Regions from separate parts of the Homo sapiens genome. Here regions 1, 2, 3 and 4 are each linked to region 5. Evidence: read pairs that join two places in POLR2A ChIA-PET (ENCODE). Cell type or tissue: MCF 10A. All regions are shown on one strand. Each heading gives the region's core, and the rest is flanking DNA. Links, peaks and the distances in the headings are about the cores only. Region 1 overlaps TP63 (tumor protein p63). Region 2 overlaps TP63 (tumor protein p63). Region 3 has its middle 140 kb from the start of TP63. Region 4 has its middle 43 kb from the start of TP63. Region 5 overlaps TP63 (tumor protein p63).

Region 1 (4,000 bases), core at 1-4,000, 83 kb before region 5:
CAGAAGACAGTTCCCAAAATTCTAGGGTCTTTTAAATGTCCTTTCAATTCACATGAAAGGCTTCCGTTTGCAATCCAAGGAATTGAAATATCAAGTCATAGGAAATAAGAGGCCTATACCTTTTCTTCAGGGAAGTTAAATCATAAACCTTTCTGGAAGCTTAAAGCTGAAGTATATTTCTCATATTTACTTCAAGTATGAGAAAGATACAGATAATTCAAGTCCACCACAGTCTTATTCCAACATGTCTTTCCTACTCTATCTTCCATCTCATGTCATTCCAGGCTCACCTAACTCACCCTGTTATTTTTTTATGTTTATTTTTATTTTATTTTGAGACAGAGTCTTGCTCTGTCATCTAGACTGGAGAGCAATGGCACGATCTCGGCTCACTCCAATCTCCGCCTCCCAGGTTCAAGCAATTTTCCTGCCTCAGCCTCCTGAGTAGCTGGGATTACAGGCACCCGCCACCATGCTCAGCTAATTTTTGTATTTTTAGTAGAGATGGGATTTCACCATGTTGGTCAGGCTGGTCTCAAACTCCTGACCTCAGGTGATCCACCCGCCTCCGTCTCCCAAAATGCTGGGATTACAGGTGTGAGCCACCATGCCTGGCCTCACCCTGTTATTCTGAATGCATAATTTCATGTCTCTGTCTTTTGTCCTATGCTGTTTCTTAATTAGATTCCTAAATGTCGATTTCCTCTTCCTCTTCTATTTCCTTTTTACCTTAAGGATTCAACTCCTTATCTCTTCATGAAGAATTAATCACTCCTTTCTCTCTGTTCCCATAGAACTATGTCTGTAACTTTACACTTACTTAGTCTTCACTTTAGTTACTATTTCACATGTATTTCACCCGACTTTGTAAACATATTTTTTTTTTTTCTTTTAAGTGTATGTCTCCTATACTAGATGAGGAAGTCTTTGGACAGATGCTGAGTCTTCTTCTTCTTCTTCTTCTTCTTTTTTTTTTTTTTTTTTTTTTTTTTTTGAGTCAGAGTCTTACTCTGTCACCCAGGCTGGAGTACAGTGGCTGGATCTCAGCTCACTGCAACTTCCGTCTTCCGGGTTCAAGTGATTCTGGTGCGTCAGCCTCCTGAGTCGCTGGGATTACAGGCATGCGCCATCACATCTGGCTAATTTCTGTATTTCCAGTAGAGGCAGGGTTTCACCATGCTGGTGAACTCCAGCCATGGCTGGTCTCGAACTCCTGGCCTCAAGTGATCTGCCTGCCTTGGCCTCCCAAAGTGCTGGGATTACAGGCATGAGCCACTGCGCCTGGCCGAGTCTTATTCTTCTTTAGGTCTTATTGCAGGATAATGTACAATAAAGCATTCAGTTAGTGTTTGAAAGGAAATGTGTTTGTCTACAGGTGTATGTGGGAGAAATAAAATGGCCTCTAACTGATGGCCTCTAACACACTTCTAGTATTAACATACACTGAATGGGTCTATAGTTTGATGTATCAATAAAATCAAATCAACTAATTTTTAATCAGCTATTATTTACTTTAGCCTTCATTTTTTATTGTCTTGATTCCCTGTAAGAGGATGAAAAACTCAAATGTGACAATCTTTCCTATTATGTGAACCAGTAAACATTTTTGACCTTTTCCATTCTAGAGTCATAATGGAATCGAAAGTAGAACTTGTCTGATGGGTGAGGATTGTGCATGAGTTTTAATTTGCTTAAGTAGTCTTCTAGCTATTGATCATGACCAAGAACTTATTATTGTTGCTAAATAGGAATTGTAAGAATGTGGATATTTTGAGGAATGAGTTAGGAGAAAAGAAGCTGAATATATCTTTTAAAGAGATGCTTAGACTGAAGTATCAGTTCCCTTTTTTGTCCACAATCTTATAGATCTGGTCACACCACTTACGTTGTTATCAACTCGGCCCTTTAACTTTGTAGCTTAAATCCCTTACCCCATAGAGAAACTATCACAAAACCTCGTGAATCAAAGAAATACTTAAAGAAGAGAATGTAAGTAAATGATTAAGATCGGTATAATATTACCATTTCATTCACTTAGCAACCAAGTTACAAATAATTCCTTAGCTTTATTTTTTATTTTGCTGAAGCCAGCTTTCCCATAGCTCGTGTGTGTGTGTGTCTTTATATGACTTATAATGAAGCCTGACTTTGCTATGCATTTCTTTTTGTGATTTAAATACAACACTCATACTGAATCCGTTTGAAGAAATGATTTCATCATTATCAGGAGGCTACAGTCTATAGTTTCCCTTTACTTTTAAGCAACATATATATTAACACTAAAGTAGCTTTCAATCTTTGCTGGAAATTACCTATATTTTTAAAATGCATCACTCCTCGAGTATTTTTTAATCCCTTTGTGACATTATTACAAAATCGTCTAGTTCATGATCAATGCAGATAATGTTTTCTTACAAAATCAAACCAGCAGCCTCCATAGGCCAGAAGATCTGGCTTAACCACCCGGGTCACAGAGGCACACCTACTTGGTTGCACCACTTTTTAATCAACTTGTGAATCAGGCTTGGGAAGGTGGAGTTAAGTTAGTTCATTGTGTCTGTAACAGTAGGAAGCTCAGAAGACCAACATGTAGGGAAAAAAGCTGCAAAGAAAATCCATGGGAGCCATTTGTGTCCACAGGACCTCTCAATTTCCCTTGCAGAGCATGCAAATAAAAAAGGTGATTTGCTCTGATATGGAATTCCTGCACAATGTTCAGGCATGCGTGCAAGACAGTAATCTCTTCTGTGACAGAGTAACCTGTGTAGCACAGGGGAGCATGAAGTTTGGAGCCAGCAAACCTGAGTTCCAAGCTCCAGCCTTAAGTATAGTTTATTGTATGAACTTGAGTATGACGTTTAACCCCTCTAGAGCCTCATTTCCTTATCTGAGAATCAAGGACAATAAGACGCTGCCAACTTCACAGACTTATTATATGGATCAAACCAGAACAGACATCTCCCAAGCAGAATGTGAATGCTTACTCTGCATACTTTCCAAGCTGCAGGAAATATAGAACTAAATTGGGCATCGCCCTTGCTCTCAAGCTTCTATTTCAGTGTGGGATTCATGAAAACATAACTAAAAGGCAATAAGATCAGATCAACAGTAATATAGGTATCCCAAGAATTGAGTAAAATGTTAACGGAGAGAGCAACTGACTGCCTAGAAAAGACAAGAAATTACAAAAAAAAGCAAGAAGACAGATCCTAGCAAGCACAAGCTAAGTACATAGAAGACACTCAACCAGTGTGGAGTAAAATGGAAGTAGCAGTTATGTGGGTGTTAAAGAATGTGTTTGAGTTTGCCTGTTGGAGATAACAGAGGAACTAGGGTCTACAGAGCTGCCAAATTGTGAAATATAAGAGATGTATGCTTTGTAAGCTGCAATGCAGGATACATATCCTTAAGCTCTTATTACCCAGCCCCAAATCACTGTACCCTTCTTTGCCCACCAATAAGACTTTTCCAAAAGAAGTACTCAAGTTAGATCATCCTAGACAGAAATGTAGAATACTTTAAAGCTAGAACTGATCATTAGGTTCTTATCAAAATATTTTCTTGCACTCTTGAAGTTGGATTTGGTTTTTCACTTTGGAAAACAGTTTCCTCCATAGATTACTTATAGGCCCCTATTTCCTAATTCTATGTACACTTCACTCTCTCCTGTACTCAGGGTCACTGGGACAAAAATGACACAAGGAAGGCACTTGTTTTTATGTCTTTATTATTGTTTTGGACCAAGATCTCCTACACCCCACACTTAGAGTGAGTGGAAATTGTTTTCAGAGACAGGTGCTTTTTCTCCCATGGCTTAGTGTCACAGAAGGAAGATGACACCAGCCTGGTGACATTTGTGCCTGGGAGAGCTGCCAGTCCATGCTGCTTCCCCAGTTTTAAGAAACACTATGGTTTGTCATACCTAAATTACTTCCACCTCTCTGCTGGCGGTGACAGTGATGTCAGTTATCCTGGGTCCAGCTAAGGTTTCAGTCTGTGT
Region 2 (4,000 bases), core at 1-4,000, 66 kb before region 5:
ATTGCCTAGAAGTATGAAAATGCATCTCTCTGCATTGCACATTGGCTGCCTGTTTTGCAGAAATATCTATCAGTTCTCTTGGATCTTTGGAAGGATACGCATGGATTGTTTCTAAAGTCTCATACAACCTGTGTATTTTCTGCCCAGTGCTCTTTTTAATAGCTATGGTCCCTGCCATAGACAAATTGGGAACTACTGGTCTTGGTTTGTCTTTATTTATGCCTGCTATTCTAGCATAATTACTAATAGCACACCTTTTCACTTTCAAAACTGTCCCATTTAGAAGATAAATTATATAGTCACTCTGTAAAGACCCCATTCTTTATTTCATTCTCTTCCACACACTAACACTCCACCCCAAAATGAAAAAGTAGTATAAATTTGGCTGTAAGCCAGACACAATGATTTTGAAGTACCAGCCACAAATCATTTTGATTATTTCCCCCACTAAAGGAAACACTTCCTTCCAACCCAACAGTTACTGAAAACTTATAATAGTCACTGTTATATGCACTGTGAGGAAAGAAGAAATTAGTAATTCACAGCTTCTAGCCTCCGTGAATTCATAATCTGAGGGAGTTATGAGGGGTTCGTAAATGACTCCAGTATAAAACAGAATTGGTAAAAGATATCCCAAGTTTTGAAAGAGTGAAATCGAGTTCAAACTGTTTATGATAAAGGTAATATTTTATATGGTTTGAGAACTGAAATTCAGATGTGGCGTGAGGGGAGGAAAGACATTCTATGTAGAGGGGATAAAATTTATAAAAATACAAGGGAGGACTGTGCCAGACAACGTGAAGGAACATAGTATATTGATTTAAAAAGAAAATGTGTTGGTTTAAACACTGATATGTATTTACTATTTATGTCAAAATGGAACGCTTTTGTAGAAATAGCAACAAAAGTTAATTGGAATATTGATCTCACTAAGAGCGGAAACCTATATGTGTTTTAAAAGTGTGACCAGTGTTCAGAATTCGAGATTCAAAACTTCACATACTCTAGGGATGATGAGTGACATCTTGCAGGAAGGAAAAGAAAATTAGCCCGAATGATTCCTTAGGCTGAAAAGTTGAGGATTACCTTTTCCCGTTCCTTAGACTTCTACAGAGCCAGATATGGTGTCCTATCATTTATAGGGACTTAGTAATGACATTTTAAAACTTATCAAAGCTAGGAACAAAATTCAAACTGACTCTCTGTGTTTATTATGAGTTAATTTTATTTATTAAATAGTCGTCTTAGAAATAGGACCAGAAGTCTTTTCTCTGGTCACTGCTCTAAATGCAAATAGTAATCCTGAAGCTGAATATAAGACATTTATTCAGAATGAGAATCCCAGCTGGGAAATAAATAACAGAGCAGAGGGAAATATGAATATCCCATTTAAAAGCCAACCCCACCAAATAAAAAATTTAAGATATTATCTTTGCCATAAAATTTTTAAATTTGACTTTGGGACAAGGATACATGTGTAAGATGTAATATGTAAAGATAAATATTGGGAGAAGACATGTCTTTTCCCACATCAATATCCTCCCTTTCCACAGCCTCCTTCATCACTTCCATCTCACCCAAGAAGACCACGTGGGCAATTGAAGAGATAATAACAGGGCAGGGGAGGGTAGGCCATGGTGGGAGGAAGGAGTGAACCAGTGACTTGATTTAAAGCCAAAGGGAGTGGATAAGAGAACTGGGCTTCAAGATAAATAAGGAGACATCTAAGCTAGTACTCATTTCTTTCTCTTTTTTTTACCAACCTAATCCTCCACTTTCAAAAAGTAGATTTTGAAAGCATCAAATGTTAACATATGATTGTCCTACAGACATTAGGGGAAACAGTGAGGTTCCACTAAATACAACCTCCTTAAAAGAAATAAGTAGTTCAATGAAGTGTCTGTAAAATCTTTTCAAAAGTCTTACTTTATACTTCCCCACAGTTGATTTCCTTAGTTGGTCTGAGAATATAGCACCTATACTATTCAAAAACTATTCTTTTCCATTTTCTGCAAAAAAAATTATAAATTTCTTATTTCTAAGTTGATTGATTGCATGTTTGATATGGACTAACTTTATTCTGATTTTGAAGTTGTTCAAGCTTCTTTTTCAAAGACAAAGTACAAATGGATCATTGTATGGATTCGAGCTGAGATGGCTTCACCAGATAATGTTCACCTGTCAATTTAAAATTCAGTCACTGGGGTTAAGATAGAGCACATGTTGGTTCTAGGTGAGGGAATAACTGGCAAGAATAAAACATTTTTGGAATGTTAGTGAATGTGTGTGTAACGTAAATTGATATTTCATGCAAAACTTGTAATCTGAATTGCATCTTGTCTGTATTTCTTAAATGGCAAAAAGATTTCCTTATAAAAGCTGAAAGAGGGAATTTTGAGTCAAGCTGTGGTGTGTTGCCAGAGGCGGAAATTTATGAAACACTCTTGTCAGCTATGCTGGAAACACTACAAAAGAAATAGTTCTACTTTCTTATTGGTGCTAAAGCCACTAATAGGTGCAGTTTAGTATAATACCCCTATGAGAATTACCACCCCCGAAGTGAGCTTGCCTTGGAAGGAACTCTGTACAGGCATTTTCTTTTTCCTTTTAAGCTTGCGCAAAACACCCAAAGGGGCCATTTCCCACCCAGCCAGTGATCTTTCTCAAGTTTATTCTTTCTCAGATCACAGAGACAATGGGGAATATGCCCTGTTTACTCAAATCAGTCTGGATTAGTGTCACTCTATTGATGGAGTCAGAATTAAAAGGAAAACCATTACCCTCTCAAAGGGCAACATCAGATGTTTGGGGAATGGCGTGATTACTTTTAAATAGACCGTGTGAGACTCTGTCACCAGACTGAGGTTGAGGACTCCACAAGACACACTTGAAGAGAAACAGTAACACTGGGTGAGGCAGGAAGCTCTTCATAAGCCTTAGGCCTGGGAAATTATTTCAACAGACAATCCCAAAATGCTTGAAAGGCTGAAAATCAGAATGGTGAGACTTCAGAGAAGAGGGCTTTTCTGCCTTCTTTCTTTGCTCCAACACCTCACCCCCATATATTTATCTCCAGGTCAAATCCTTTCCAGTCATTAAGCCCTGCTGGGGAGAAACTTAACCCTGAAAAAGCTCTCAGATTCCCCCATTCAGGATAACACTTCCATCCTCTGAACTCTTTTACTCTGTTTCTTCCTCATTGCTCTCTGTGTACACCAGATCCTTCCTCCCTATCCTTTGACTGAAGACCCTGGGAGGGTAGAGGATGTGTTATGCTTATCTCTGTATCCCCTACAGGGCCACTCAGTAATGTTCCCTGAATGTGATGAGGACATGCATCTGTTGCTGTTGCTTGAAGGGATATCTTCACCTAGGAATATATGGTGTATTGTATATACTTAAAAGGCTGTTTGTAATTGACTTGTGCACAAAAATAAATAAAGCGAGCCGACATATTATACAAGCCTCTTCTATCTATATGTTCTGCAGGTAAACCAAATTGTGTCATTTTCCTTCACATCTTGCAGGTCATTTGTTTTTGCTGTTTGTTTGTTTTAATAAGCCCAATATTATTTCCATTATCTTTTAAATAGCAAGAAAGTTTTTGAAAGACAGGGCAGATGATTTGTTTGGTATCAAGTAATTAGTGTAAAGTATGTGCTGCTTTCACATAATTGATTACTCACAAGGACAGAGAATGTGTTTGATTAAAAAAAAGTCTTAGATTTTTATCTTGCTTTGCAGGCCCTTTTTAAAAGTGTTTACCTGTGTCTGCACTGTTCCCTTGATTCAGTTTATCCCCTGCAGTTCTCTCTGTCCTCACCAGAGATGGGGGAAGTTTGATCTGGGTGAATAAGCTTGATGATTTGCAAACGCTCTCTCCTTTTAATTCTCTATAGTGTTATCACTAAAGGATGTCTGAGAAACCTCAAAGCAATTTTTCTCTTAAACGTGGTATTCCAACTTTTGGTTTTGCTCATATCTTTTATAATAGGACAAA
Region 3 (6,828 bases), core at 1,711-5,710, 370 kb before region 5:
TAAATATAAAAGGATTACAACTATATAGGCCACATGCCATGGCTCATGCCTGTAAGCCCAGCAGTTTGGGAGGCCGAGGCGGGAAGATCAGGAGGTCAAGAGATCGAGACCATCCTGGCCAACGTGGTGAAACCCCGTCTCTACTAAAAATACAAAAATAAGCTGGGTGTGGTGGCGTGTGCCTATATAGTCCCAGCTACTCAGGAGGCTGAGGCAGGAGAATCACTTGAACCCAGGAGGCGGAGGTTGCAGTGAGCCGAGATTATACCACTGCACTCCAGCCTGGTGACAGAGCAAGACTCCATCTAAAAAACAAACGAGCAAAGAAACAAACAACTATATGAAGTATTTTTTCTGACTACAATATAACTAAATTAGAAATCAATAACAAAAAAGGATATCTTGACTATCTGCAAATGTTTGGAAATTAAATAACATCTATAAATAAATCATTTATCAAAAGGAAATCAATGGAATTTTAGAAAATATTTTAAACTGCATGAAAATGAAAACACAGAATAACAATATGTATGGGATTTAACCACAATGCACTTACAGGAAAATTTCCAGATTAAAGCACTTAAGTTGTAAAGGAAGCAAACTCTAAAGACAATATCTAAGTTTGCACAAGAAATTGAAAATATAATAATGATAAAACCATAATTAAGTAGTTGGAAGAAAATAATACAAATTTGAAAATAGTGACATAGAAAACAAACAATAGGAAAAAGCCAATGAAAGCATGAGCTCTTCAAAAGAGTTAATAAAATTGATCACCCTGTAGCACTACTGATCAATAGAAGGAAAAGTCACAGATTATAAATATAAAGATAAAATAGAGTACAATACGGAGGATGATAAAAGTATAAGAGGAGAATATAGTGAAAAACTTTAGTTCAGTAAGTGTAACAGGTTAGATGAAATGCAGAAATTCCAGTTAAAAAGACTGACAATAGAAGGTGTTGGTGAAGATTTGGAATAAGTGGAATTGTTTTATATGTTTTGCTGGTGAGAATGCACAATGGTATAGCCACTTTTAAGATACACCATGGTAGTATCTTACGAAGTGAACACTCATTCCCCTGGGTGTTAAGAGTGTTGTCAGCTAACTGCTCTCAGCTCAGTTCCTCTCCTGGGACTGCCTGGGGGCTAAAGAGAGCAGCCTCACCACCCTCCCTCCTCTTTCTTAGAATAAAGACACATGCACACATATGTTTATTGCGGCACTGTTTACAATAGCAAAGACTTGGAACCAACCCAAATGCCTATCAATGATAGACTGAATAAAGAAAATGTGGCACATATACACCATGGAATACTATCGTTCATGTCCTTTGCAGGGACATGGATGAAGCTGGACACCATCATTTTCAGCAAACTATCACAAGAACAGAAAACCAAACACCACATGTTCTCACTCATAAGTGGGAGTTAAACAATGAGACACATGGACACAGGGAGGGCCTGTTGGTGGGTGGAGAACTAGGGGAGGGATAGCATTAGGAGAAATACCTAATGTAGATGATGGGTTGACGGGTGCAGCACACCACCATGGCACATGTATACCTATGTAACAAGCCTGCACGTTCTGCACATGTACCTCAGAACTTAAAGTATAATGATTTTTTAAAAAAGTGAATGTAAAGATGTAAACCCTTAAAAAAACAAACAAACAAACAAACAAACAACAACAAAAAAGAAAGAGACCTCATCAAATGACTTCAAAGTCGAGGTATAAGTGTTTAGCCCGCTCACACTAATTTAGGACACCTCTGAAGTATCAACAAGTTCCAAGCCTTCTGTAAGATTGACTGAAGCCTTTGTTATGGCTACATTGCATTTTACCCCTCTTCTGCGCAATCAGGTTTTCTTTGCTCCCCCACAGGGGCTGTTCCCAGAAAAACTTCCCATTTGGCTTTCTTTTATAAATCTTCATCTCATTGAAAAACACATCTCCACTTAAAAAAATTCTATCTCAGACTATTTTGTTGGGAACTTCAATTTTGAAAGTGGCTCAAACTTGTTTATTTACACTACTCCTGCTTAGTTGATCTCTCGTAGGAAACTAGTATGCCCAAAGTCTGTATATGTTCCTCCACTCTGCCCCATTACAATTGTAGCCTCACATATGGTTACAGTTCTCTTACATGCGGCACTTAATTCTTTTTTTTTTAACTTTTATTTTAGGTTTGGGTGTATATGTGCAGGTTTGACAAATATAGGTACACATGTGTCACGGGGTTGTTGTACATATTATGTCATCACCCAGGTATTAAGCCAAGTACCCAACAGTCATCTGTCCTGATCTTCTACCTCCTCCCACCCTCCACCCTCAAGTAGACTTCAATGTCTATTGTTTCCTTCTTTGTGTTCATAAGACACCAAAAGCAATCACAACAAAAGCAAAAGTTGACAAGTGGGATCTAATTAATGACTAAATCCATTGACTGTCTATTCACATGTTTATTAGACTTGTAGATATTATCTTCTTGAAGTGCCTATTCTAATATTTTACCCATTTTTCTATAAGATGTTCTGTCTTTTTCTTATTTAGCTGCAAGAGTTCTTTACATATCTTGGACACAAGTCCTTTGTCAAATTATTTAATTGTAATATTTTATCTCACTTGTGAGTTGCCACCTCATTCTCCTGGTGGTAGCTTTTGGTGAAGAAATGTTCTTAACTTTCACAGTCTAAATTGATACAACTACTTTGGAAAAGTCAAACATATGTATACTTCTAGGAATATATTCAAGTAAAATGCATCCATAGAATGTTTATAGCTGGACTACTGGTAATAGTAAAAATCTTAAAAACTAAAAATTCTATCATCAATAGGCTGTATAAATAAATTGTGGTATAGTCCCACAGTGAAGTATTATGCATCAATGAGAAAGAATATTCTAATATTACACTTAAAAATGTAGATGAATCTCACAAACAAGCTGTGGAGCAGAAGAAGCTACAGAAAAGGGCATATTTATTATTCAACTCAATTATGAACAAAAACAGGCAATATTGACCTATGCTGTTGGATGTCAGGATACTGGTCATCCTTGGGTTATGGGGCTAGTGACTGGAGGGGGCCCAAGGAGGCTTCAGGAAACTGAATCTGGCAATACTTTGCCCATTCTGGCAATACTCTGTTTCTTGATTTGGATGCTGGATGTTCATTTTATTATAATAATTGAGTATTGTTATGTGTTGTATCTATCAGTATGCATGCATTATACTACAATAATACATGTAAAAAACATGCTTCCAAACACCGGATTTCATTTGAGCCTCATAACAACCTTTGAAGCTGCTGATGCAGGGGACATTATCATCCTTTTAAAGACTAAAAATATGAAGCTTTGAAAATTCAATTCAATCTAACAGTTTTTTTTAAGACACCTAATATATACCAAGAAAAGAGAGCACACCAGGTAATAATATGTAAATGGCCCTGACACTTCAAAAAATGAAATAATTTACTCCTTGAGCACATAGCTAAAAGGATGGTAGCACTTTGGAGACAGAAGGGATCTGAGACATGACCACCACTATCATTTTCTAGATGAGGGTGAGGCCGAGAGCTTGGGCTTTGCAGGGACAATGATTCAGGCTGGATTTCTAGTTTAAACACTTGATCACTGAGTGACTCTAGACAAGTTACCTAGCCTCTCTGTGTCTCTGTTCCATCATCTGAAATATAGTGTTAAAATATCTACCTCAAAGCATGGCACAAAGGGTAAATTTTAAGAGTCTTGGAGCATACCCTAGCACTCCATCCAACAACTAGTAGTTACCATATAAATTCATATCCCTTCCCTTCGGGTGATTCAGGGTGAATGACTCAAGGTCCAGCACCCTCTTGCGCATGCCTTTCTGATTTTCTATGTACAAACATGATGTAAAGTGTTAGGTACACTGGAGGTGTGAGGGACACGCTGCACAAGCCCTGTCCGCTTTCCAGGGAATCTGCCTGTGGAGTTCCTGTGTTTCATAACCCATGGGTCTGGAGATCCTCTGGCCCAGCAGGGTAGCAGAAGCTCTCCCCGGTGTTGACGGCATGGCTGTGAGAGCACAGATGAGTAATCCTTTCTGGGAGGAAAGCAGATACAACAGCCTGGAAAGCACACATTCAGGGAGGCTGAGTAGGGCAATGAGCTTAGATGAGCAAGGACCACCATCCTGGGTATGTGATGCAAAGCCTCAGGAATGTGTCCGAATTCAATCCAGCGGTCGTCCTTATGCTCTGCAGCCCTCTGAGCCCTGGCAGCTGTCCTTGTGACTGAGGCATGACACTCAGACCTTTGCTGACACTGTCCTTCCTTCTTGTCTTTCACCCACGGCTGATCCTGTTTTCCACATACACACTCATGGCACGTAAGTCTATGGAACTGCTTGGGGGGAAATCTTCTCCTCCAGGATCCTCGTCTCAGGACTGCAATCTCCCACTTGTTCAGGAGATTGATAGGAACGCTTAATCAGGGAAGCACTGCCTGCTTCTCTGCAGGGGTCCTTCCCTGCACCAGCCATTTTCCCATACTTTAAAGGAGGGCTAGATGCTTCAGAACATATTCTCCACTAATGAGAAAGCTCTTTATATCTTATAAAGCACATCCATATTCAGCACTTAATTTGTTCCTCAAGATGACCCTCTGGAGGAGGCAAGAAATGATATTATTTTCTTTTCACTGATTAGGAAAATGACGTTCACAGTGGTCTGCATTGTCCAAGGCTATGTGACAAAGTAAGTGGCTGTCAAAATAACTCAAGCTTACTGAAAATGAGCATGTTGCCTTTCACTATGCTGGTTCCCTACTCCACAGGTGACTTCTATGGCTACTACTACTTAGCAATCTCTTCTTCCCTAATTAGCAAAAAGAACTCTTTTCTGTACTTACTCTATTCTATGAAATTGAAGAGAGGGAGTACACAAGTCAAATGAACAATCTGACATAGCTTTGAGAATCAGTTTCAGTGTCATCTCTGGGAAGCTACATCTAGTATCCTCAACCCAAAACTCCCCCTCTGCTTTTTGTTTCCGTAGCATCCTGTGTATACATTTACATTGTATGTAAATAATCTATTTGTGCATTTGTCCTTTTCCCTTAGATGTAAGGCCATTGAGTTCAAGGACCATGTCTTACTCATTCTTGTATTTTCTGGTACCTGAACATGGTAAACACAAGTGTTTGATCGAATGGCTGATTGAATAAGCAATGCAGTCAACAGTATTAAGAGTAAAGTGGTATCTAAAGGCAATGCACATTGATTGTCATTTTACTGAGGAGAACTCTGATCTTACAGAGTGAAGAGGACATATTTAAGGTCAGAAAAAATAAGACCCAGGAGCAGAATTACTCAAGTTCTCTGTCCTTCCAAATTACCCTGTTCTGTAACCTGTAAACATAATAAAGCATGTCCCAAACTACATTGCTGCAGGAGATCTACTCCTCCAGAAGTACTTCCGAACATTTCTTGGAAATGTTTACAGGTTCTGATTATCCAGACTATGAGTAAAGTCTGCTTTTTGGTCCACCTTCTGTGGTTCCATGGCCACTTTGATCAGCTACTTGTTCTCTCCCCTTAGGGATTCCTCTAATCATGGACGTGGCCCTTCTGCCATTCCCCAAATGTTGAACACAAGGTTCAAAAACATTTACCAAGTACAAGAAGATAGCAAAAGAAAATTGGAAAGCCAGAATGGGAAAACTGAATATTGGATATTAGACAACAATGCTTCCTGGAGCCCACCTGCAAATCACATCAGGAGAGGGTTAGGGCTGCCTGTGTCTCTCTGCGGCTCCTGCCTTCCCACACTGTTAGTGCCTGCTCTTCAGAGGCACACCTGTCAGATCTTTTCCCTGAGGATTAGCCTGATACCCCCAACTCTGATCTTCAGTACTGCAAGCAGAGACCTAAAAGAAACTTTTAATATAGAAAGGGAAAATCTTAGGAAGGTGGATTTCACTCCCCACTTGCATGACTCATTAAGCAAAATCTGTCAAGGCAGGTCTGGGGACTTTGCATTGACATTTCTTCACCAGTATTGGCTCCCCAAAGGTCAAAGAGTAGGTGCTTACCTGTGCATAGCCAGAACATTCCAAAGAGTGAACTCGCCCAGAAGTGAGAGTGGTATGCCTCAAAGAAAAATTCTTACTTCCTTATTTAACTACAGGGAAAAAAAAAATCACAGTAAGCTTAGAACATACCCATTTTGTTCCAGTTTCAGTAAATCAAATATTCAAATATTCAGCCTTAGAGCAGTTTTTTCAAAACTTGGGGACTACCTGACTAAGTACAGATAGCCAATGGCAAATATTTGTCATCTGTGTGTATTATTAATAATAATTAATATTTATTGAGTGAGTACTATATGCCAGTGACGGTGCTTAGCACTTTACATGCATTCTCTTCTTTAATCCTCAGAAAAGTTTATGGAAAGGCACAATGACGCATTCAGGGTGTGGTTTAGGGTGCGGCTGGCTTGGCACCCAAATCCTACCATTTATTTTTCCTCTTCTCTGGAGTTCCCAGCCAAAAAGCATATTCACCAAAGAATCAGCAGCCATATGGGTAAGTAAGTGCTGATGTTTTTAATGTCTCTTATGAAATAGGATTAGAGAAGAATGCTGAAGTTTAGGAGAGTGAAGTCTTTGTAGGAGAAGCAGACCTGGTGCTACCCCCGCCTCAGCCTTCAGCTTGACTAGAGGCTGGAACAAATCACAGTGTTGTCTGCTTCCTAAAGTGGAACCAATAATGGGGGAAAGGGTCTTGAAATGTGACTTTAAGATATTGCCACTATGCCCAGTGAACTCAGGTTCTGGCTAATAGATG
Region 4 (6,828 bases), core at 1,707-5,706, 270 kb before region 5:
GTTTTCCTATACTCAGACTTCCCATATTTGGGATTGCTGAATTGCTTCAGCTTATTTCAATGATCAGGCTAGATCTGTGGGTCTCAGCCAAAAGCATAGGGGACATCATCACTGCAGTGCCAGGAGAAACAGACTTTAATGAACTTCAGGGACAACCCCACGAGGAAGCATGACTCTTCCTCAAAAGGCCTTAGGGTGTTTGCAAAATCCAAAAATAAGGGGGCGGACAATGAGCTGTGGATCATTCTAAAGACAAGCAAGGGCAAAGTTGAAAAAAATGTTAAAATTCCCTTGCAAGAGAGTTTAACACCCCAGACACAGGCTGCGACAATGAGCAAGGAAGATGGTTATTCCTGTGGGATAAGGCTATACATTTTAGTGTTCCAGAGCAGCTCTAGAAGGAAGAGTTCCCACAGGTGAGGGAAGACCAGGTGAAACTGTTCCTGTAAGGACAAGGCAGACCTAGCTGCTCTTTGCCCTCTCTGATCTAGAGTGAAATCTCACCTCCTCTTCCCCAGACTCACACTGAAAGGAAGCGTTAAGACTTTCCCAAGGGCAGAAACCAAGAAGGATCCACTTAAACAACAACATAGAACACAAAAATCTTGAGTTTCAAAATAAAGACAGAGCAATTTTGAGTCTTAGTTTCTCTCCAGCTAGTGAAGTGACTTTGGGCAAGTCACTGAATCCTTAGTCTCCATTTTCTCAGCTGTAAGAGAGAGTAATATCTTCCACAAGATGTTGTTGTGAGGATCAAATTAGATCAGATATGTAAACACACACTCTTTAAAGTGTTCCTAATGAAAAAAAAATGCTCTTTCCTTCTTACTTAGCCAATCTTTTTTCCTATTTTAGTGTTTATAAATACTGAATGAGGACTGGATCAAGGGAAGAAAGGCAGTAGCGACAACCAAGTCACAAAAATCGAGAGCTTCCCCTAAGAAGTGTTTGAATTGCCTTTCCTTTGGGGCAAAGGAAAGAATGGATAAAATTATTAACTCATGAAACTCCCTCTGTACCAGGCATTTAGCATACATTATCTCATTTGATCTTCCCTCAAACCCCTTTTAATTGGCATACATACCCATTATTATTTTACAAATGAGGAAACTGAGGCTCAAAGAAGGTAAGTCATTTTCTCAGGATCACACAGTTAGCAAGTGGAGAAGTTATGATTCCTAACCAACCCCAAGCATGTTTCAATATGCTGTCACAAGCAACTCAGAGTTCCTTTGAGATGACAAGGCAAACTTATAATGCGATGTTCCAAGATATTGCCAAGGAGTGGAAAGTGGGGTCCAATTTGGGATCATATGGTAGTTTTATTTTTAATGTTTTTGAGGAACCTCCATACTGCTTTCCATAGTGGCTGTACTAATTTATATTCCCACCAACAGTGTATTCCTTAATTAATTTATTTTAATTATTTATGCTTCCGGGTAATATTTTAAGTTTGAAAATCAATGATCTAAGTACATATCCCTGCCTTTTGTAGAAGAAAAGCCAAGCCCAGGGAGGAAAAGAAATTGCTTAAAGTTACAAAACTGTTTAGCCTAGAGCACAAACTAAAAGTTGTGTCTCTAGTCTAGGGTCATTCTCCTAGTTAGATGAGACTTGTCTTAAGACTACAGCAAATCCAAGTCTCAAGGTGTTATCTTGTTCTGAAGTAAAGTTTTATATTTTAAGGACCTACTGAGCCGGAATGTTAATCAGATGCCTAAATTTCCCCTAAAGCAGGATCCGTAGCAATGGACCTAGCCTCAATTTCTCTACTATTTGAGCTGACCTATCGTATTGTTAGATAGTTCTGTTTAGAAAGCGCTTCCTTATATTGAACCTTATTTTGCCTTCCTGAAATTTTCTCCCCCTTTATTACCTCTAATTCGTCCTTTCCAGAAGAATCATTCAAGTTTTTCCATGAGCTCTTTCTGATCCAAGATGAATATTTACAAAAGCCTTCATTCCTCTTTGTAAAGGTATAGTTTTGTTACTTCTCCAACCTAGTCAAATTACTCCAAAAATGTTCCAGGATGTTTGCTTTTCTTGAAAGCCATGGCAGCTAGAACTGTACCCTTGGTATGGTTTCTTGGTTTGGAACACGATACTCCTCTGTTTGGAAACACCCTGTCATGAACGTAGCCTACATTTGTACTATTCATTTCAAATAGCCACACTACTTGACGACGACAACAACAACAACAAAAGTCCTATGTCTTTAACTTGTGCCTCTGCTAATCACATCACCCTTACTTTGTGCTTTTTCACTTCTATGTATGGTCCTAATGCAGAGCAGTTTAGTTTTCCCTTTTCAGTTTTGCAATATTTGATGTGGTTCGCTTTCCAATCTAGAAAATGATCCTTTGCACCCTCAGTGTGTCATCCTCTGTGTCAACCTCTGTGTATCTCTGAGATTATTTTTAGTAACTTTACCAATTTATCTCTCTCTTCTCTTTCTAGTCATTAGTAAGCAGCAAAACTTTCATTTTAGATAATTAGCAACACAGGGAGAGGAGATAGGCATAAAATAGTGGATGTGAAATTGAGCTTTCCTCCTGCCAAAATAGAGCTCTCACCAACTGCTTTTTTGTTCTTGCTGCTTTGATGAATCGACTGATTCATTAACTTATTTAAGATATGAGGAATTGAACCTTTCACTTTTTTCCTGCTACCTAATTTTCACTTCATCTGCATTAATAATAATAACTGCGTTGTGACCACCTGGAAATAATTGTACATCCAAATAATTGTCATCTCCTCTCTAGCCAATTTTGTAATTCAAGTTCCTTCTCTGGGAGAATTCAAGGAACTTCATTTCAGAGACTGTGCTGTCTTTAAATATTTTAAGGAATATCAAGGGTAAGAGGAATTAACATGAGGCCCCAAGAGGGAGAATTAAACATTTCATTGGGTAGAAATTGTAGTGAGTCATATTTTACTTTAATGTAGAGAGAAGAACTCTGTTAGAATCAATGCCATTTGGAAATAGAACTGGCCATCTTGTGAGGAAATGAGTTCCCTATCAAAGACAATGTTCAGGCAAAAGTTAGATATTACTTCAAGGGGCTGTGGAAGACTGCATCAGACAGAACATTTGATAACCTTTCTTATAAGATCCTCATCAGTCTGAGATTTCAGTACTCTGTAAAGACAGAACAACTGGAGAGGGTAAGAGAGAATACCTTTAAATATTTTAGCACCAGGGAAACATGCCTTTCTACCTTTTTAAGTTTCTTATATTTGTGGTAGTAAAATTCTAAGCTCAGAGTCTGTGCCTGATAAATTCTCTCTGAAGAGTTACAGGCAAAATGCCCAGTTTTGCCTTACAAGCCATGTAAATCCAGTAATAGGAAATTATGTACATTGAATTCCCCTTCCACCTTCCAAATGCCTAGGGCTGGTAAAAGGGCAGTAGAAACTAAGTGGGAGGAAGCTGGGTTTTACAACTTAAGATACGTTAGGTTGGTTGGTTGGATTTTTAGTAGTTTGAAGCTACTAATTTTTTTTCACACTCAGTATGTGTCCAGAGTTAACAAGAGAGATATTCTTATCACTGAAACTCAAGAAAAAAGGCTGATGAAGGCTGCATTTGGATACATGATTCCATGATTGCAGAAGAAAAAAGAACACTGTGAATCACGTCCTGACTCTTGAAACTTCTATCCAGATTCTGGGAAGATAGTAGTGGTGTCATGCCACTTGGTTTTGTAATTCTCTGCCTTTTTCCCTAAGGGGTTATTACTAAGCACCCTAGTGATAATTCCTTTTATATTTCAAGAGAAATATTTTCAAAAAAATTTCTTCTGTGACTCAGCATGATAAAACAACATCAGCCGGCACTATGCATTTTCAGTTCTCCCGAATCTTGGAATTGAGAGAGAAACAGCTAATTCTCTCCATAGGTTTTCGGTTATGAATTCTGTATCCAAGAAAGCTAGATCTGGAAAGATCCTTAGAGATCATCGATCCTCTCATTTTGTAAATGTGGAAACAAGGTCAGCAAAAAGGACTGGCAGTTCAATAGCATGTGGTGATTCAGCAATACAGCCTTCAATGACATAGATCATACAATGCTCTTTTTCAGTGATCTTTCTAAACCATGTGTTATCCCTTCCCAGAACTATTGGCAGGTGTGGTTTTATAATGTGCACTGCCTGGTATATAAATATGTATTACCTCAGAATTAGCTGAAATCAATCAGGCAAGTCACCAGTATGAAAAGCTATCCACAAGACCTCTTTTTATTTTGATAGGGTGGGGATTAGAAGCTAAAGAACAGAAGGACATCAGACACTTGAGTGGAAGGAGATATAGCCATTAATGTTGAAAAGAGATCAGAAAAAAGAAAGCCAAGAGGAGAGAACAAGTTGAACAGGAATATAGTATCAGTTCTATTGATTGTGGGTGCCAGTGGCAGCTATGCACAATGGTATCTGCCAAGTGCAGACATGCGGCTTCACTGGAATACTGACACAGAGCAGAGTGACACATGGTAGCATGCTTTGCAAGTTTATGAGTTATTGTCAATGCTTCCAACTTGATTATAAGGGACCTTTGTTCCAAAGGTTGTGTTAATTGAGGTATCACTGTAATGTTACACATGGCTTATATAAGATGTTGATAAAATTAGAAAGTAGGGTACTGAGATGTCTGGTTCCTCACCCACCTAGCCCTCCAAATCCCGCAGGTGGGCTCATTGAACTCTCTCTGGAGGTGAACACTATCGTAAAGTCTGCATCCAAAATCCATTCACTTTTTCATTTATTCATACATTCGTTTTCATTCAACAAACACAAGGATACCTGTGTTAGCAAGCCAGTTGCATCCACTAACACATAAAAGTCTTACAACAGCATGCAATAAGTTTGACCAGACCTCTTATATATGATCTTTTTATTAGCAATATTGAGGCCAGTCTATCAACAAACATGTTTCTAGATTTATCAGGTTAGTGTTTTTATATATATATATGTATCTAAAACACATTTCCATGATGCCTAAATGCCTTCATATATTGTTGTTAAAATTAAATGCATAACAAAATAAATATGCATTTCAAATGATTATATTTTATTGATTTTGCAAAGCTATAAGAATGAAAATACGACTCAAGGAAAACATAGCAGAGAGGAAAGTAACATCAGCAATATGGTGGTATAAGAGTCTCCAGCATATATCCTTTCAAAGAAAAATGAATTTAAAAACCATCCAGTCATAAAAATAACTTCACAACAGATAAGGACTCCAGATGAGAGATTGCGGTGCCTAGGTGGAGCACAGAAATGATAAAAGATACATTGAAGAGGTTATAAAGGACAGTTTCACACTACCCATGTCAGCCTCCTGCAAGCTCCTGGAGTGCACTGTGGAGAGAGATACCTTCAAGGTAGAGGAAGGAGAGTAAAGTCAACATTTGGTTTTGCCATGGACATACTCCATTAACTCTAGTGCCAGACTGGCTCCTGCAAACCGCAGCTCCAGGCCCGCCCTAGTGCCAGGCCATCCTCACTGGAACAAAGCACCAGCCAAGCCCTTGTGAACCCAGAAACCAGGTTTGCCTGCCAACTGACCCAGGATTCAGGTCAGCCCACCTGAGGACTGAAACAGCATGTCTACCCACAGACCCAACGAGCTGCTCACACAAAATTAAGCCAGCTGACTGGTAAAGGGCTTTCCTTACCAAAATCAGTCTGTAAAGATTAGAAGAGGTGCTTACTTCTTAAAATACACAGACACCAATGAAAGATATCCAAAAAAATCTAGAGAAAGGAATCAAAGCAAACCACTACAAAAAAAAAAAAGATCATCAACACACACCAAAAAAAGAAAAAAGAGAACTACTGAGTATATAGAAAATGATTAACCAAATGACAATAGTAATTCCTTCCTGTCAATAATACTTTAAACATAAATGGGTTTAATTCTCCAATCAAAGACATGGAATGGCAAACGTGACTAAAAAAAGAGAGAGAGAGAGAGAGATATCAAAATGTATGCTTCCTACAAGAGACTCACTTTAGCTTTAAAGACACACATAGGTTGAAAGTGAAGAGATGGGAAAAGATATGCCACATAAATGGTAACTACAAGAGAGCAGGGGTGACTATACTTACACAGACTTTAAGTCAAAAACTGTCACAAGAGGCAAAGAAGGTCATTATATAATGATAAAAGAATCAGTTCATCATGAGGATATAACAATTGTAAATATGCATGAACCCAATATTGGGGTACCTAAATATACTGAGCAAATATTACAGAAATGAAGAGAAAAGTAAACAGCAACAGAGTAATAGTAGAGGACTTATATAACCCCACTTTAAACAATGGATATGTCATCCAGACCGAAAACCAAAAATGATACAGCAGAATTAAACAACACTGTGACCAAATGAACCTGATAGACATATGCATAACACTTCAGCTAACAGCAGCAAAACATACATTTTTTCAAGAACATATGAAGCATTCTTCAGAATTCTTTATATATTAGCCCACAAAATAAGTCTTGACAAATTTGAGAAGATTAAAATCATCTCAAATACCTTTTCCCTACCACAATGGTATGAAACCCAAAGAAATACTAGGAAAAAAACAGAAAAAAGTCACAAATATGTAGAAATTGGGCATCCTATTCTTGAACAACCAATGGGGAAAAGGGAAATCAAAATATATCTTGAGACAAATGAAAGAAAAAAATATACCAAAATTCACTGGCTACAGCAAAAATATTTCTAAGTAAGAAGTTTATAGCAATAAATGCCTACTTGAAGAAAGAAGAAAAATCTCAAATCAACAACCCAATTTTACACTTCAAGGATCTAGGAAAAG
Region 5 (4,000 bases), core at 1-4,000:
TTCCCATGTTCCAATCTTGCAGAAGCCGGGAAAATTGGAGATGATGGTGCTATTTTGTAAGGGATACGGAAGTGGGCAAGTCTAAGGACTTGTTTATACACATAGACCAGGGAGACTGAACTTAGTACTGGGTAAAAAAAATAAAGGTCATCATGGAACAGATTTGCAAACAATGAAGTAAACAGAATAGCAGAGATTTGGCTTTGTAAAAAGAAAAAAAAGCGATTGTGCCAGACCACTTCAGCGCCTCTAGTTGCTGAATTGCAGGACTGGTAGTTGAACCAAAAGCAATAAACATAATGCATCTTGGCTGTGGTCAGATATTTTGATTTAGTCAAATATGAAGCCCTCACCACTAAAATTGGAAAATATGGTTTGCAGTACAGATACAGTACTAGCTGAAAAGTGATATCTGAATTGTCCTGGCATGACGTGGAGAGCAGAGGAAAAAGAGAAGTGTACCACACTGGGAATATCACTTTTGTTGTTGTAGTTGTTGTTGCTTGCTTGTTGCTTTTAATTTTTTTAGGTTTCAGATTCAGTAGGTACATGTTCAGTATTGTTACATGAATATATTGTATAATGGTGAGGTTTGGGTTTCTAGTGTACCTGTCACCCAAACAGTGAACATTGTACCCAATAGGTATTTTTTAACCCGCATCCCCTCCTACCTTCCTCATTTTTGGAGTCCTCAGTGTCCATTATTTCCATCTTTATGTCCATGTGTATCCTTTTGGGGTTTTTGTGGTTTTTTTTCGTATGTTTAGTAGAGACTGGATTTCTCCATGTTGGCCAGGCATGTCTTGAGCTCCTGCCTGCCTCGGCCTCCCAAAGTGCTGGGATTACAGGCATGAGCCACTGTGCCCGACCACATGTGTCTTCACTACTTATCTCCCACATATAAGTGAGGACACATGATACTTGATTTTCTTTTTCTGAGTTGTTTCACTTAGGATAATGGCCTTCAGCTCAATCCATGTTGCTGCAAAGGACATGATTTCAGGGAATAGCATTTTGAATTTTGGGTGATGATCCTATGGTGTGTTTGAAGCATTAAAACGTTTGTATGGGTAGAACATGGGGTGAGAAATGTGTGTGGGTGGGGGTGGAGGGGTAGGGGGAATTAGAGATAGATAAGGCCATAATACAGAGGGCCTCATAAAGTCCTCAATAAACCATGTTAAAGAGCAAGACTGTATCCTTGAATTCCCAGAAGCAGCTGGTGTAATCGTCCAGGCTGTCTTCCACCTAGCCCAAAGTTTTTTCAACTCTATCACTTGCTGCCTCTCCCTACCATTAAATGAGTAAGCAATATACTGAGAAATTAATAAAACTATGTTAAATAGACCACTTTTGAGCTCCATTTTAATGCTTGGAGAAGAGTCGGTAAGCATTGTAATTGATTCAGAAAAGAACCACAATGTTGGAAACTAGAAAAAGGTAAACATTTGCATGGCTGAGTTAAGAGAACAGAGACATAAGAAACTGTTATTACAGGACTAGGATAGACTCATATACCAGTTACTAAGCAGGTTCTTGGGCAAGTCCTTTCTGTACATTTATTTTCTTATTTATAAAATAGGGATGATAATTCAAGTCAATTATCTGTTATCTACAATTCTGAAGTTCCAAGAGCTCTGAAAATCAGAAGTTGGTTCAGTTTTATTTTGATTTCTTAAGTTTGTGGCACACTCATTTGATGGTGAAACCCAGGTTTCGTAGTCATTTATCAGTTAGTGTGAATATTTATGAATTCTGCAGAAATAATGTTTGATCTTATGGTGCTACCCTAAATTCTGCTGGATACATTCATATGTTATGCAAACTACTATTTTTCTAAAATCTAAACAATTCTGGATTCTGAAAATTCTGGCCCCTGTGGTTTCAGATAAGAGACAGTATGCTTGTAATACCTTCCTCTTAGGGTTGTATCAGGATAAAATTTCTTAAGGCAGAACTCAGTAAACGATGAAGCTATTATTATTTATCATTAATTAAGCTTAAAAATTAGATTCCCACCCCCATCCCCGAGAATGAACAAGAATTAGCACTTGACGATCCTTAATTTTATTCTTAATGCTTTTATACTGTACTCTCTCGAGCTTGATTTATAGTATATCAGTTATTAAAATGGAATGTTTTCCTTAAGAAACTTCTACGCTGAACACTTAACCTTCATTTCTGCAATCTTTACATACTTGGAAGGATACCTTATTTGCCTTTAGGTATTAGTTGACAGACTTATTTTTCAGTCATCTTTCCTAAGGGTCATCTTACGAAATTCATGGTTAGATTATGCGTTATATACCTCCTAACGAAAACACGAATGGATATGCTTATTTTCTTCAAGTTCTCAATAAAAGGAAGTTCTTAACATGTCATAAAACAAGTTCTGTGTAAGTCTTTAGTTAAAAGCACTAGAGCAAAAATACCCATCTAGATTTCATTCAGTGTTTCCCAAGTAGAATTTTATTTTTGTGGTTGAAGTTTGGCATGTTTCCTATTTCTTCAAGCTATATAAAACCCTTTTGCTGCGTCTAATCCATGGCCTGCGGACATGGAGGACTGATTTTGCAATACTTTTCTAGCATTGGGAAACTTCTAACTAAAAATTTTGTGTGCTGGAATACTTGGAAGAAAAGGAAAGGTCATTTAAACAAATACTATATTTTAAAATGAAGAAATAAAGCAACATTTTAAATGTGTGATTTTTGTTAAGATACTTGCCATTAGTGAGAGTTAGGGTGGGACATATCAGTAACGAATCCGATTGCCACTATGGCTCTGCCCCCCCACCATCTTTCCTCTGGGAGGATGTTGGGGCCAACTTACGATTGCAACCTGTGTGTGTGTTTATCCTTTGTTTGGATACATGTTACTAGGTGCCCCACTCTTGGCCAGCAATTCCAGTGCCTGGGTGGTTTGCCTGAGCAAAGTGCCTGAGTGGCTAGGAATGTAGAGATAGGGCTTTGACCCAGAGCACAGGGATGATAAGGTTTACTATAGTGTAAGGATTAGAATGAAGGTTCTCTTCTGCTTCAGAAGTGGGAAGAGGAAGCAACACAGGATGGGATCTCTATCTGGTTCTAGGTCTCAGGCTTTCTCCAGCCCGTTTTGCCAACTTACAAGCAACTAACCACCACTAAACTTCCTCTCCCTGGAGAAGGAAAAATTTCACTCACTTGTGAGTGAGAAGATCTGCATCCAGATCCTTTCTGTGCCATGATTAGCTGTGCTACATCAGGCCCGGTGTTTTCAGGAGTTTAGGACCAAACAGCCCCTTTCAGCTCTTGCATTCTCCTAGTCTTTGACATCAGAAGGAAAGTGCAGGCGTTCAAGGGAGTTCTTGTTTTACAGTTTCAAGCGATCTGACGTCAGGCGAAATCTCTTCACTCTCTAACAGATATTCCATCTTAAAAAAAATCCCATGAACCCTAATTCCTGTGAGTGTCTCTAAAGTATATTAAAGACTGGATTAATTGTAATCTAGGCAGAAATCTGTCTTTGTGGTTGTTGTTTAATATCACTCAGTACATGCCAATACTCTTCTTTCACTTAGCTTCTGGTAATCTATGAAGCTACTCGTGGTTTCATTCATTTAAACCCCTCTGAGCCTCAGCTTCTTCATGCTAAAGGAAAATAACAGGAAATAATGGCATAAATGTGTTTTGATAAACATAAAACCTTTTGTAAACATGGGGTTTTATTTATGATAGCACAAAATATTAATATAACTTCCTCTAATAACATTGACATACGTCACATCTATAGTAGCCAGTAGTAAACAGGCAGCATGCAGCTCTAAAAAGTGGACAGATTTTCATTGTTCTGATTTGGAATGTAACAATATCTCCTGTTGGTTCTCTCCTTCCTTTCTCCACTGGCCCCAACTCTAAGCAGTATTCCACTGAACTGAAGAAACTCTACTGCCAAATTGCAAAGACATGCCCCATCCAGATCAAGGTGATGACCCCACCTCCTCAGGGAGCTGTTATCCGCG

What was found. Peaks named below come from ENCODE experiments on the same cell type or tissue, not always from the same donor. Only the 100,000 strongest peaks of a DNase experiment are listed, where the experiment ranks them.
Region 1: POLR2A ChIA-PET joins it to region 5 with 5 read pairs; 3 of 35 experiments call an interaction of 5 or more read pairs at or near these places.
Region 2: POLR2A ChIA-PET joins it to region 5 with 6 read pairs; 2 of 35 experiments call an interaction of 5 or more read pairs at or near these places.
Region 3: POLR2A ChIA-PET joins it to region 5 with 5 read pairs; 1 of 35 experiments calls an interaction of 5 or more read pairs at or near these places.
Region 4: POLR2A ChIA-PET joins it to region 5 with 6 read pairs; 1 of 35 experiments calls an interaction of 5 or more read pairs at or near these places.

What each region holds. Positions count from the first base shown.
Region 1 is chr3:189,776,880-189,780,879 of GRCh38, forward strand. All of the region lies in intron 3 of TP63 (tumor protein p63), which reads left to right. Among named protein-coding and RNA genes, the nearest start is that of MIR944, 51 kb to the right of the region's middle. In MCF 10A, for the core only: no CTCF peak of the experiment used is centred there; no DNase peak of the experiment used is centred there.
Region 2 is chr3:189,794,795-189,798,794 of GRCh38, forward strand. All of the region lies in intron 3 of TP63 (tumor protein p63), which reads left to right. Among named protein-coding and RNA genes, the nearest start is that of MIR944, 33 kb to the right of the region's middle. In MCF 10A, for the core only: no CTCF peak of the experiment used is centred there; no DNase peak of the experiment used is centred there.
Region 3 is chr3:189,484,478-189,491,305 of GRCh38, forward strand. No RefSeq gene overlaps it. Among named protein-coding and RNA genes, the nearest start is that of TP63, 140 kb to the right of the region's middle. In MCF 10A, for the core only: no CTCF peak of the experiment used is centred there; a DNase peak (open chromatin) is centred at 3,974.
Region 4 is chr3:189,584,928-189,591,755 of GRCh38, forward strand. No RefSeq gene overlaps it. Among named protein-coding and RNA genes, the nearest start is that of TP63, 43 kb to the right of the region's middle. RefSeq lists an enhancer at 2,021-2,160. In MCF 10A, for the core only: no CTCF peak of the experiment used is centred there; DNase peaks (open chromatin) are centred at 3,364 and 3,694.
Region 5 is chr3:189,860,332-189,864,331 of GRCh38, forward strand. TP63 (tumor protein p63) reads left to right here. Exons shown (of 14, transcript NM_003722.5): 5 at 3,901-4,000. Among named protein-coding and RNA genes, the nearest start is that of MIR944, 32 kb to the left of the region's middle. In MCF 10A, for the core only: no CTCF peak of the experiment used is centred there; DNase peaks (open chromatin) are centred at 2,500 and 2,870.